Regions from separate parts of the Homo sapiens genome. Here region 1 is linked to region 2. Evidence: chromatin contacts called from ENCODE Hi-C data. All regions are on one chromosome and are shown on one strand. Each heading gives the region's core, a stretch centred on a gene start or an enhancer-like site at or near the end of the contact. The rest is flanking DNA. Distances are from core to core; before and after follow the strand shown.

Evidence for each region. Hi-C counts contacts between places; a loop is a spot of excess contacts on that map. Pooled maps may share reads with other maps.
Region 1: a loop to region 2 is called in a pooled map, with 4 times the contacts of the local background. The contact joins two enhancer-like sites. A Hi-C loop is called at or near these places in 5 of 37 single-sample maps with no recorded cell type and 2 of 50 pooled maps.

The regions. Positions count from the first base shown.
Region 1 is chr1:200,859,314-200,865,598 of GRCh38, forward strand. CAMSAP2 (calmodulin regulated spectrin associated protein family member 2) reads left to right here. Exons shown (of 17, transcript NM_203459.4): 17 at 1-1,391. It also overlaps the pseudogene RPL34P6. Among named protein-coding and RNA genes, the nearest start is that of GPR25, 11 kb to the right of the region's middle. Within about 2 kb of position 3,523, at least 5 of the 41 ENCODE cell types and tissues checked have a DNase peak (open chromatin) inside an H3K27ac peak, as active enhancers do.
Region 2 is chr1:200,304,716-200,310,739 of GRCh38, forward strand. No RefSeq gene overlaps it. Among named protein-coding and RNA genes, the nearest start is that of LINC00862, 66 kb to the right of the region's middle. Within about 2 kb of position 2,901, at least 2 of the 41 ENCODE cell types and tissues checked have a DNase peak (open chromatin) inside an H3K27ac peak, as active enhancers do.

The DNA.
Region 1 (6,285 bases), core at 2,273-4,772, 560 kb after region 2:
CATAAATGAGATGCGTAGTTTGTTTTCTTTCATGGGAAGTAGAGATAAAAATATATACATTTCTCTAATTGAGTTGTTTAGAGAAAGAACTAATGTCTCATATGATGTATTTACTTATTTTAAAAAAAAGAATAGGAATGAGATGTCCCTGAGCTGTACTTTTCTATTATTATAAGGCCTTTAGGCATCAGTGCATCTGGGTTATCAACATTTTCTCAAATGCTGTCAATATTTTACTGTAATTTATGTTCTTATATTTATGTATATTTGTTAAAACTGTAAAAAAATTTCACAGATTTTTTTCCAATACCTGTGCAAGATACATGTGTAGCTCAAAACTATTTGTGATCTACTGTTTGCATGTAAGAGACCAGGATATGTAACTCTTATATTTTAAGTGTATACATATTGTGTATATAACATATGGATATTAAAAATGGGGAATTGCACATTTTACCTTTTGGACAGTAATTTCTATCACAGTTAGAAGGAAATGATAGTCAAATACACGTTTAGATTAAAACTAGTTTAAAAAATTATAAATGAATCTAATCAAAATGTGAATAGTAGTCAAAAGGATAATTTAATAAGCATTTTACGTTACTAAATTTGTTCATTTCAATATTAACTAAATTTCCCTCATCAAAGCAATCTTTGTGATATTACTTCGCTATTAAATAAAGAAAATTGGATGCAAGACAATGGAGAAACTTTAAAACTAAACAGGACCACCCTTTATTCTTAAATTTGTGTGTGTCCAACAGTTGAATTGAATGTCTATAAGGTCTAAAGGTAGAATGTGAATATTGCCACAGAGTTCATTGCTCTCAGTATAAGATTTTACTTTATTAATGCAGAAGGAATATGGATATATTTCTTTAAGTCTGCAGATTTTTTTATTATGGTGCAGCTTTTTTTTAATTATGTTTTTAAAATTATACAGTTGAAAAATATGCCATTTCATAAAGTCTGAGGATTTTCGTCAACCTTACTGAAACACACTGGTGCTTTCATCATCAGAGGTCAAATTATTATGATAACTATTCCATTAAGTTTGCCAAACATTTGTCGTGGTTACCAGTGCAGCCTGTCAAATTCTGCTATTTGACACAGCTTTGGAAAGATTTAGTTCTTGGTTTTTCCGTTTTGTATTAGAATGACTGTTACAGTTTTATTTGGCTGTTTAAAGCCAAATTCAGCTATTTAATTATGGTTTCATGGACACTGTTGAGCAATGTACAGTGTATGGTGTGCTTACCTGTCCACTCTAGAGCATTGCTTACAGGTTTTTTGTTTTTTAAGATGCTGTGCTGTAAAATACTGTCATACTTGCTATTTCCTGGTACAGTGTAGTTTTTCCCCTTTCATTTGAATAAAAGCATGGCACCAAATGACTCCTTTTCTGTTTCTTGAATAAAATGTAGTTTTTGGTAAAATTATTTGAACTTGAGATAACTCATACAGTTTTTCTATCCCCTAACCTATGTTTAAATTTAATAACTTGAATATTCATAACAGGCAACTTGAAATAATTAGCCTTTTAAAAATACTAACTTAGGGCAATGTTAAAAAGTCGGTAACTTTCTATGCTTAGCACAGACGGTCTACATAGTATGATTTATAAATGTGCTTATCTTATGTTAATCTTGCTCATACTAATTCACTATCTTTTGGTGAATTGATAGTTATATTGTACCAGAACTAGTGCTCTATGTCTTTGAAACTGAATGGCCAGTGAACTCACTGATCTGGAGTAGCCATGAGAAGCTAGTTCTTGACCATTATTTTGTAAGTTTCACTTTGATTTTGCTGATTCTACTTACTCAGAACAGAGTAAAGAAAAAGGTGTTTTTTAAGAAAAAAGAGATCTGATAACAAAACTATAAAATAATCGTCATGCCTAATTATATACCTGAAGAAATATCTGGTTAGTAGACATAAATGTGGTTTTCTAGCTTGGGACCTTTTTGATAGGTTCTGTAACTTCAGAGCACAGCTATATTTCCACAATATTTCCAGTACTTTAATTTTCAGAAATAAAAATATTTAACCCGGCCGGGCGCGGTGGCTCACGCCTGTAATCCCAGCACTTTGGGAGGCCGAAGTGGGCGGATCACGAGGTCAGGGGATCGAGACCATCCTGGCTAACATGGTGAAACCCCGTCTCTACTAAAAATACAAAAAAAATTAGCCAGGCCTGGTAGCGGGCACCTGTAGTCACAGCTACTTGGGAGGCTGAGACAGGAGAATGGCATGAACCCGGGAGGCAGAGCTTGCAGTGAGCCGAGATTGCACCACTGCACTCCAGCCTGGGCGACAGAGCGAGACTCCGTCTCAAAAAAAAAAAAAAAAAAAACCCTAAGACCCAGGCAACATTAGAAAAATGTACACAATGCCAGGTATGGTGGTGGCTCATGCCTATAATCCCAGCACTTCGGGAGGCCAAGGCAGGCAGATCACTTGAGGTCAGGAGTTTTGAGACCAGCCTGGCCAACACGGCGAAACCCTGTCTCTACTAAAAAATAAAAATTAGCCAGGCATGGTGGCATACGCCTGTAATCCCAGGTACTCAGGAACATGAGGCAGAAAAATTGCTTGAACCCAGGAGGCGGAGGTTGCTGTGAGCCAAGATCGCACCTCTGCAGTCCAGCCTGGGTGACAGAGTGAGGCTGTGTCTCAAAAAAAAAAAAAAAAAAAAAAAAAGTGTACACAAACCCTAGAGCCCCCACACAATAAGAATGTGTTGCCTTATGACTGAAATTGATACTTCTTAACTAGGGCAGAGGAAAATATTCTGTAGTGAATAGGAACAAACACCTTTATTTCATGATCTGTCTACACAGAAAGATGATAATAAAATTCAGCAAAGGAAATGTAGCTGTAATGTTATGACCTAGGAATTGGCTATTGGAGAAACACATCTATAAAATGAGTGTGAAATTCTGTCGTCCCTTAGAAGTATATAGATGCTTAAGAAATAGGTATCTTCTCAAAAGAAACAAATGAGATATTAATGATTTTGCCTAATTTGATGGGGGTGGGGGAAGTACACAGATTGGTATGTCAGAGTTGCTCTTCAAATAAGGAGATCTAGAATCTAGTTTCAGTCACTTCCTTTTTGCCCCTGTGGGCATGTAGGTCTTCTAGCAACTCAAGGCCACATGCTTAGACAACACAGATTAGTTTTGTACATGTGTTTAAATCACTGTGGTGATATGTGTCACAACAACAGCTAAAATCAGATAACTTTATTCCATCTACAGTGGCTTATTTATGTCAGGAAAATAGGGGGCAATTATTTTCCATCAAAGAGGTGAAAAGCAAATTAAGAAATGTTTTAAGACCCACTAAGGTTTTTTTTTTTTTTTTTTTTTGGGGACACATTAAGCAAAGCCACCATGGTACCTTAGGCTACTAATGCATTTGATTCTTCTTAACCCCAACCTGTTGTTTTAGGTGATTGAACCTGTGATTCAGCCTTCAGTAGGTGTTAGAGGCATCCAACACAGGTGGCAAGTATCGTCTACAGCACCTCTACTTCACAGTTACATTCAGCTGCTGTGATTCCTGGCCGACCCTATTATTCATACTTCAGGGTTTGTGTGTTTATATAGAAAAGGAAATGTGGCTCTCAACCCGAGATCGCGCTGCTGCACTTCAACCTGGGTGACAGAGTGAGACTCAGTCTCAAAAAAAAAAAAAATTGCTTTATAATTTAAAAGATTCTTTGCTTTGCTTTCTCTTTTAACTTACTGCTGCCTGGGAGGAGGTGAGCATTTACGTCTCCATTCTACAGATGAGGAAGATGAGGCTTTAAAAGGTTAGTAGCTGTCCCAGGGACTCAAAGCTAGTAAGTGACAGCATTACAAGTGGCACCTAAGCCTTCTGGTTTCAAATCCCCTTACTGTGCCATATGGTACAGTTTCCCACTGCGTTGTACATGTTGTGGAATAAGAATAAGGCTCACAGCTGTTACTAGTTAATAACGTATTCACCATTGGTAGAAAACTCAGAACTTGTGGTTAAAGTGGATTTTGTTCTCTTGCCCAAGACTGTTAACCATCATCAACACAACAGCTAAAATCAGCCTGTTACGCTCACCTGCTGTTTAATATCTAGATTCATAAAGATGAGAGAATGGAAAAACTGCAAAAGTGGTGAAAACAAATTCTGATAATAGGTTAATCAGAATTATCTAGGAAACAGTTATTAGATGAAAGGGGCTAGGTAGGTCACAAAGGTAAGTTCTCTTCCATCAAGGAACTCTTGAAGTGGATGCCATTAGACCTTTACAAACAACGGATATACCGTGTGCTGTATTAGAGGTATGGAACCGAAAGTAAAGGACAGATGCGCCCTTGTCTTGTCAACAGTAAGAGCCTCTTGTCCATCAAGAGAATTCATGTACTTTATAGGGTACTAACTCTACTAAAACTAACTCTATAAAGAACTTAAGACTGCTCTTCCTGGGGAACTTGTCTACAGGCACTCAGAATGGTCCAGCATTTGACATACTGTCATAGGCTTTCCTACAATACAGCCTCTAACAAAACTACGCGAACCCCTGGTAATAGAATTGTTTACCTTTATACCAAGAAGGTTGGGAAAGCATCAAAATCTGCGTGTGGCGTGTGCCCAGGCAGACTTTGAAGGGTTTGTGCTGTAAGACCTAAAGTTCTTATGAGGTTGTCCAAAACAAAGAAACATGTCAGCAGGGCCTATGTTGGTTCCATGTGTGCTAAATGTGTTTGTGACAGGATCAAGCGTGCTTTCCTTATCAAGGAGCAGAAAATTGTTGTGAAAGTGTTGAAGGCACAAGCAGAGTCAGAAAGCTAAATAAAAAATGAAGCTTTTTTGAGTAATAAAAATGAAAAGACTTGCTGTATGGAAAAAAAAAAAGACTATCTTACGTTGTCAGCCAACAGGATACCACATTAATTCTTTAAATACTGAATTTTGCCGGGCGCGGTGGCTCACGCCTGTAATCCCAGCACTTTGGGAGGCTGAGGCGGGCAGATCACGAGGTCAGGAGATCGAGACCATCCTGGTTAACACGGTGAAACCCCGTCTCTACTAAAAATACAAAACTTTAGCCGGGTGTGGTGGCGGGCTCCTGTAGTCCTAGCTACTCAGGAGGCTGAGGCAGAAGAATGGCGTCAACCCAGGAGGCGGAGCTTGCAGCTAGCTGAGATCGCTCTGCTGCACTCCAGCCTGGGCAACAGAGCGAGACTCCATCTCTAAAAAAATAAATAAATAGTGAATTTTGAATTGCAGAGACATCAGTTCTGTTGATAGGGCCTTGAGGTCCTCATTTATGATGAGAACAAAACTAACTAAACTGCATCCTCTTTCTTAGCCAGAGGCTAAGTACAGATATTTTTGTATACATTACGAAATGAGTTTGTACTTGGATTCTTTATCCTTATAGTCTCAACACAATCGGTATTCAATAAATATTCGTCAAATGAATACATGAAGGGAGGACTATGCAGTCCTGGCCCAAAATTCAAAATCAAATTCAAAACATGTTCTGATTTCTTCTAGGTCACCCTTCATTTCTTACTATAGATATTTTTGCCCCCAAAATACAAACCCAAAGTTGGCTTTTCTGCTCTGACTCCCCCTGGTTCATGCCATTTCAAAGGACCCAGGTGCAGCTTGAAAATCTGACCTATTGGTCACCGTGACACAATGATGTACTGTTCCTTTTTACCTCTCTCCAGCTCCTCTCACAAATTATGGGCCAGTCTCAAGGCTCAGTTATTCATGTTCTGCTGTCTCCACTCTTTCCAAGAAGGGCTTCAATATCAGCTTTGACTGACACCTCCATTCAGAATCTACATCTCCAGCCCTGAAAGCTTCCTCTGGGCCCACTCATGCATCTAACTGCCATCTCAACATTTTCACCTGGGAGTTCCAAAGTCATCCTCAACTTAATCTGTTTAAAAACCAAAAGTCAACCTGATTTTACAACTTCCTTATAAAAGCAACTCTCCTTCCTGAAAGCCAGCCACCAAGACTGAAAGGTCTTATCCCTTGTCTAACACAGAAGACAGCCTCATGCACAGACAGCCACCAAATCCTATCAAATATTTTTACTTTGAAACTGCTCCTCATCCCTGCTGCCACCAGCTTCAAGTCCAGGCACCAAAAGCTTATGCCTAACTGCAAGAACCTTCAAGTGGTCTTACCCTAATTCGATTTCACCCTCCAAAGTGTCTTGCAAAATCTAACTTTCTTAGACTTATCTTAAAAGTTCAACATTGTTTTTATTTTGAATTGCGG
Region 2 (6,024 bases), core at 1,651-4,150:
ACTATACTAAATAAAAAGCTTCCAGAAATACCCCTTTTTCCCCCATGGGAGCTATAACCCAAAGTGTGGTACAGTTTATCTTGGTTGAGTCAGCTTCCCCATTAGCCCCAACACACCTGGAGTATTTAAAAGTAGTCCCCTAGGTATAGATTCCTGCAGCATTGGAAGTAGATTCAAGGCTCAGAAGAAAGGGCCACCCAGTCCAAACCTATTCTACTATTACTTGAGCCCCACCCTTGCCCCCCAAAAACAACCATGCACCCCAGCAGGCTCTAAGCTGCCAGAAGAACTGCATGTTTGACAAGCCTTATATGTGCTTTCTTTCCCTTGAGGCAGAGCTAACGGAGAAAAAGTACACACAAACATTACCCTTGAGAACAAGACAGTCAAGCTAGTAGTCTAAGGACTGTTCAAACTGTGACCCATCTGGACTAATTTTTATTTAACGAAAACATTTTATAAAAGGAACTCCAGGTATGTCAGGCACCTGGACTAATAGGAAGAGGGGGAATAGGCAAATGAAAAGGGCTGCATTTAGTCCTTCTCAATCGGAGAGGTTCTTCAGAAAGTGAGACAGAAGTGTTTATGTTTTTTTGTTTTTTTGTTTGAGATGGAGTCTCGCTCTGTCACCCATGCTGGAGTGTAATGGTGCAATCTCGGCTCACTGCAGCCTCCACCTCCCGGGTTCAAGTGATTCTCCTGTCTTAGCCTTCCGAGTAGCTGGGATTACAGGCACATGCCACCACGCCAGGCTAATTTGTGTATTTTTAGTAGAGACGGGGTTTCACCATGTTGGCCATGCTGGTCTCGAACTCCTGGCCTTAAGATATCAGCCCGCCTCAGCCTCCCAAAGTGCTGGGATTACAGGCGCGAGCCACTGCACCCGGCAGAAGTGTTTATGTTAAAACACCTAAAAAATTGCCGTTTGACACCCCTGCCTATCCATGGCTTCCTATAGCACACTTCCTTCTCCCTACCCCACATATGAAGGCACAGAAGGTAACATGGATGCAAGTATGAGATTATGCATTAAATTTCTCCCATATTCCTCACAACACTTAGCAGAGAACTAGATAATAAATAGATGTCCAAATAAGTAATAATTGATTGATTAATTAATTGATCAACTGATGGCCCTTCTAAAGTTACTAATTATCTGAGAGAAGCTGGACTCATAATGCAAACACTTTGTTCCTGTTTCACCCCAGGAGATTATCTTACATTTCAAGGGAACTTCACAGATTGAACTGGACTATGAAAAATGAACCAAAACAAGCTGGCAAATAGTTCTCAAATTGTATTCCACCCACAAAATTTGCATTGCTTCTGTTTGTCAAATGCCACCAGGCCCTTCATATCTATCATCTTCTCCCACATAGAATAGCCTGAAACTGTGAAGTTGTGTGTGCATACATGCTTTCTGTTACCTAATAATTATGAATTTTATGGAAACTTTCTAAAGGAATACAAATAATAGGCAAAATCTGTCTCATCTAAGCCCATCTAGTGATTGTTTTGTTTGTTTTTGAGACAGAGTCTCGCTGTCGCCCACGCTAAAGTGCAGTGCCATGATCTCAATTCACTGCAGCCTCCGGCTCCTGGGTTCAAGCAATTCTGCCTCAGCCTCCCGAGTAGCTGGGACTAAAGGCGTGTGCCACCACACTCTACTAATTTTTTGTATTTTCAGTAGAGACGGGATTTCACCGTGTTAGCCAGGATGGTCTCAATCCCCTGACCTTGTGATACACCTGCCTTGGCCTCCCAAAGTGCTGGGATATAGCCACAATGCCCAGCTATAATTATTTTAAAGTTGGATGTTTGACTTCTTTAAGATTTAAACACAGGCTTAATTTCATCACTAAGAATTACTAGCATCACATCATATACCCCATTAAACAAATGAGTCTATCCTGAGACATTTACAATCATAAACCATATTAAGACCTAGAGTCTGCTACTTAAAATTCTTTTTTTTCTTTTTTTTTTTTTTTTTGAGACAGAGTCTTGCTCTGTCGCCCAGGCTGGAGTGCAGTGGTGCGATCTTGGCTCACTACAACCTCCGCCTCCCGGGTTCAAGTGATTCTCCTGCCTCAGCCTCCCAAGTAGCTAAGACTGCAGGCATATACCACCACGCCTGGCTAATTTTTGTAATTTTATTAGAGATGGGGTTTCAACTTGTTGGCCAGGCTGGTCTCTAACTCCTGACTTCAAGTGATCTGCCCACCTCAACTCCCCAAAGTACTGGGATTACAGGTGTGAGCCACCGTGCCTGACCAGCTACGTAAAATTCTCATATTTGAATTGGCTAGACATGTTTAAAGAAGAAAAAAACTATCCAGTGTGCATAAAAATTGTAGCATGCCTCTGCATCCATGCTTCTCATACTTTCACAGGAAATGAAAGTGATACTTAATTATCAAAATAAAAATCCACAGAATCTACATGTGCAAAACAACTTCCTTTTTCTGTTATTCTCAGTCACCTAAGGACAAGAACTGAAAGAGATCTTTTGGCTGTTGGTTCCAAGAAACAAAAGTATTTTCCTATTCAGAATAAGTAATCTCTTAGGGTAACTTATATACTATTTAAACAATGATACTATGTAGTAAAATAAAATACTAATCGCCACTCAAGAAATTATATTTGATTTGATATGGAATATGTAAATGCCTCTGAGTCAACCAATAATCAAGCTCTGTGCTTTTCTCTCCATGGTGCTCAACTTCTAACAAAACGTTGTCTTTCAATTTTTGTGACCTCAAAGTCCAGGACTGCTGATTCAATCTCACGCTACTCCTCTACGAATATTTTAGGGCAGTTTGATGGGACATTATGTCCACAATCTATCCAAGCCAAATCAAGGTTATTGACAGGATCTCACATAGATAAATTTCACCTTTAAAAGTTTTCCACCGTCAGGAAAATGGGGCTGCTACAGGCTGGTGTTTATGCTGCCACCTCTCGGCCTTATAAGGAAATACATCTCAGGGAGAGGAAAGGAGAATTCTTGCTGCAAATTATATTCCTATTGTATTTATGTTAGGGCCCATGAATGCTTCTTAAATGGGGAAAGAGGAGCTCACAGCCTGCAGAATATTATGAAAGCCTGAATCCTCTCTCCAGAAAAAAAAAACACATACACAATAGTTTTTTGTAGATAAATTTGGACGTCTTGAAGCCCATCCATGTCCCACTTTCTATACTACAAATTCAGCAGAGCAACCTCATTTTTCGTGTTGTGACAAAAATTCTGTAAAATGGAAGAAACTGGACATTCTGGGAGGATGGTTAGAATATAAGATACCAATAGCATCTTATTCAGAAGAAAAATTTTGACATCAAATGATTTTTAGTTCAAAATTAGTAGTGTGTTGGGGGAAAAAAAAACCGATAAACTTTTCCCTGCAGCCAAGAATGTTTGGATTTTGTTTCAAAGTTAATCAATTGGAAAGGCTCTCTGGGAATTCTGGGTGGTATTTCCAACAGAAACATTATGCTTTTGACACCTCTATTGTTGATATGTTAAATCCTCTGGCAGTTGAGTTTTGGATCAAGTAACTCGGTGGGTCTGCTGCACGTGGTCTGTTTATTTGTTTAGCTTATAGAAATGTCTTCTGTGTTCCTATGAATATTTTTGCAGCACAGGTTACACAGAGCTGTCAGCTGCCTCCAAGTGTTTTAAGGACGGATGCTTGACTTGTTTAAGATTTAAGCACAGGCTTAATTTCATCACTAAGAATTACTAATGGCACATAATATATACCATTAAACAAATACATCTATCTTGAGACATTTTATTGTCATCAGCCATATTAAGACCCAGAATCTGTTTTGTGTGTGTGTGTGTGTTTTTTGTGTTTTTTTTTTTTTTGAGACAGAGTCTCACTCTGTAGCCCAGGCTGGAGTGCAGTGGCGTGATCTTGGCTCACTGCAACCTCTGCCTCTGGGGTCCCGGTTCAAGCAATTCTCCTGCCTCAGCCTCTTGAGTAGCTGTGATTACACGCATGCATGACCATGACCAGCTAATTTTTGTATTTTTAGTAGAGACGGGGTTTCACCATGTTGGCCAGGCTGGTCTTGAACTTCTGACCTCGTGATCTGCCTGCCTCAGCCTCCCAAAGTGCTGGGATTACAGGCGTGAGCCACTGTGCCTGGTCAAGACCCAGAATCTTAATATCTCTACTTAAAATGCTTATATTTGAACTGGCTAGGTTTGTTTAAAGGTATCAATGGGAGAGCATATCCCAGTGCTCTCCAAATCTGGAGGCCTCCTCATTCTCCCCAAAATGAAGTCATTCTTCCCATTTCCTACCTAGGGAAAAGTGTCTGGCTGAGTCGTTGGAGCATCTGAGAAACTGCTTGAACTAATCCATGCAGTCTTCCACTCTAATGGCATGATTGGCAGATACCTAAAGAGATATCGATTGGTCCAGTTCATCCAACACACTGTTCCTTTTGCCTGTCAGTGTGACCAAGGTATTAGCCCAGTAACACTTGAAACCCCTTACACTTCCCTTTCATAAAATTAGCACTCTCTTTATGAGTTCTCCCAAATATCTGCTGCATGTTAACAGAATAAACAATTTTTTTACATGTACAGTGACAGAACCTGGTCACTTGGTCTGCCTAGAGGAACAAGCAGTTCTCCCATCCTCCTTTTTGTCCTCATTAAGTTTCATTTTTATCTTTGCTGCTACTCTCATAACTCTCATATTATTCCATCAACATGCAATATTTTATCTTGGAAAGTAGATCATCATTATTTTATGGGAGAAAAAAGGTTTCTCAGTGCCCTGTGAGTGTTACTACCAGCTAAGAACAATTGAACAGACTCCTAACTGATGAAGCAGCGAGCCCTAATAGTGTTGCTGCTGCCCAGTCTGGGTTGCTTCAGGAGTTTTTACGTTTTATTAACATAATAAAATGTAGCTTCTAGAGTTATCTACAGTACGTAATTACAAATGCATATTATTGATATTATCCACGTGATGCTTGAGTTTGCTTTTCCATTAATAGAAACTCTGCATTTTATAAATTAATCATACAAAGAATGAATGATGGCTTATTCAAGTCTGTCTATAAATCGGTATTTTAGAAGCAGTTATACTCACAGTAGAGTAGCCGTTTCTTTAGTGACACAGTTTGTTCCAAAAGATGATTTTAAATGCATTTGTTCATAAACACAAAGTGGTACTATACAAGTAATAAAATGGGCCGGGCGTGGTAGCTCACACCCGTGATCCCAGCACTTTGGGAGGCCGAGGCGGTAGGATCACTTGAGGCCAGCCTCAGCAACATGGCGAGACCCTGTTCTCTACAAAAATTCACTAGGCATGGTAACACACACCTATAGTCCTGGTTACTCAAGAGACTGAGATGGGGCCAGGCACGGTGTCTCACGCCTGTAATCCCAGCACTTTGGGAGGCCAAGGTGGGCAGATCACCTGAGGTCAGGAGTTTGAGTCCAGCCTGGCCAATATGACGAAACCCTATCTCTACTAAAAATACAAAAATTGCCAGGCATGGTGGCTCACACCTGTAATCCCAGCACTTTGGGAGGCCGAGACAGACGGATCACCTGAGGTCAGGAGATCGAGACCAGCCTGACCCACATGGTGAAACCCCGTCTCTACTAAAAATGCAAAAAGAAATTAGCCAGGGGTGGTGTCAGGCACCTGTAATCCCAGCTACTCAGGAGCCTAAGAAGGAGAATCACTTGAACCCAGGGGGCGGAGTTTGCAGCAAGCCGAGATCGCACCACTGCACTCCAGCCTAGGTGACAGAGCAAGACTCCATCTCAAAAAAAAACAACTCCAAACTCTACTTGTCCAGAGTCAGAACAAAAACCACCAAGGTCTTTTGCCAGTGTCCCCATCACAGGAGATGGCACCACCATCATCCAGCCCCAGAAACCAACCCAGGGGCCATCTGCGTCTCCCCACATCTAACCCATCAACAAGCTTTGTGGATTTTGCATGCCACGTATCTCTTGGATTTGTCTATTTCTCCCCACCTCCACTGTCA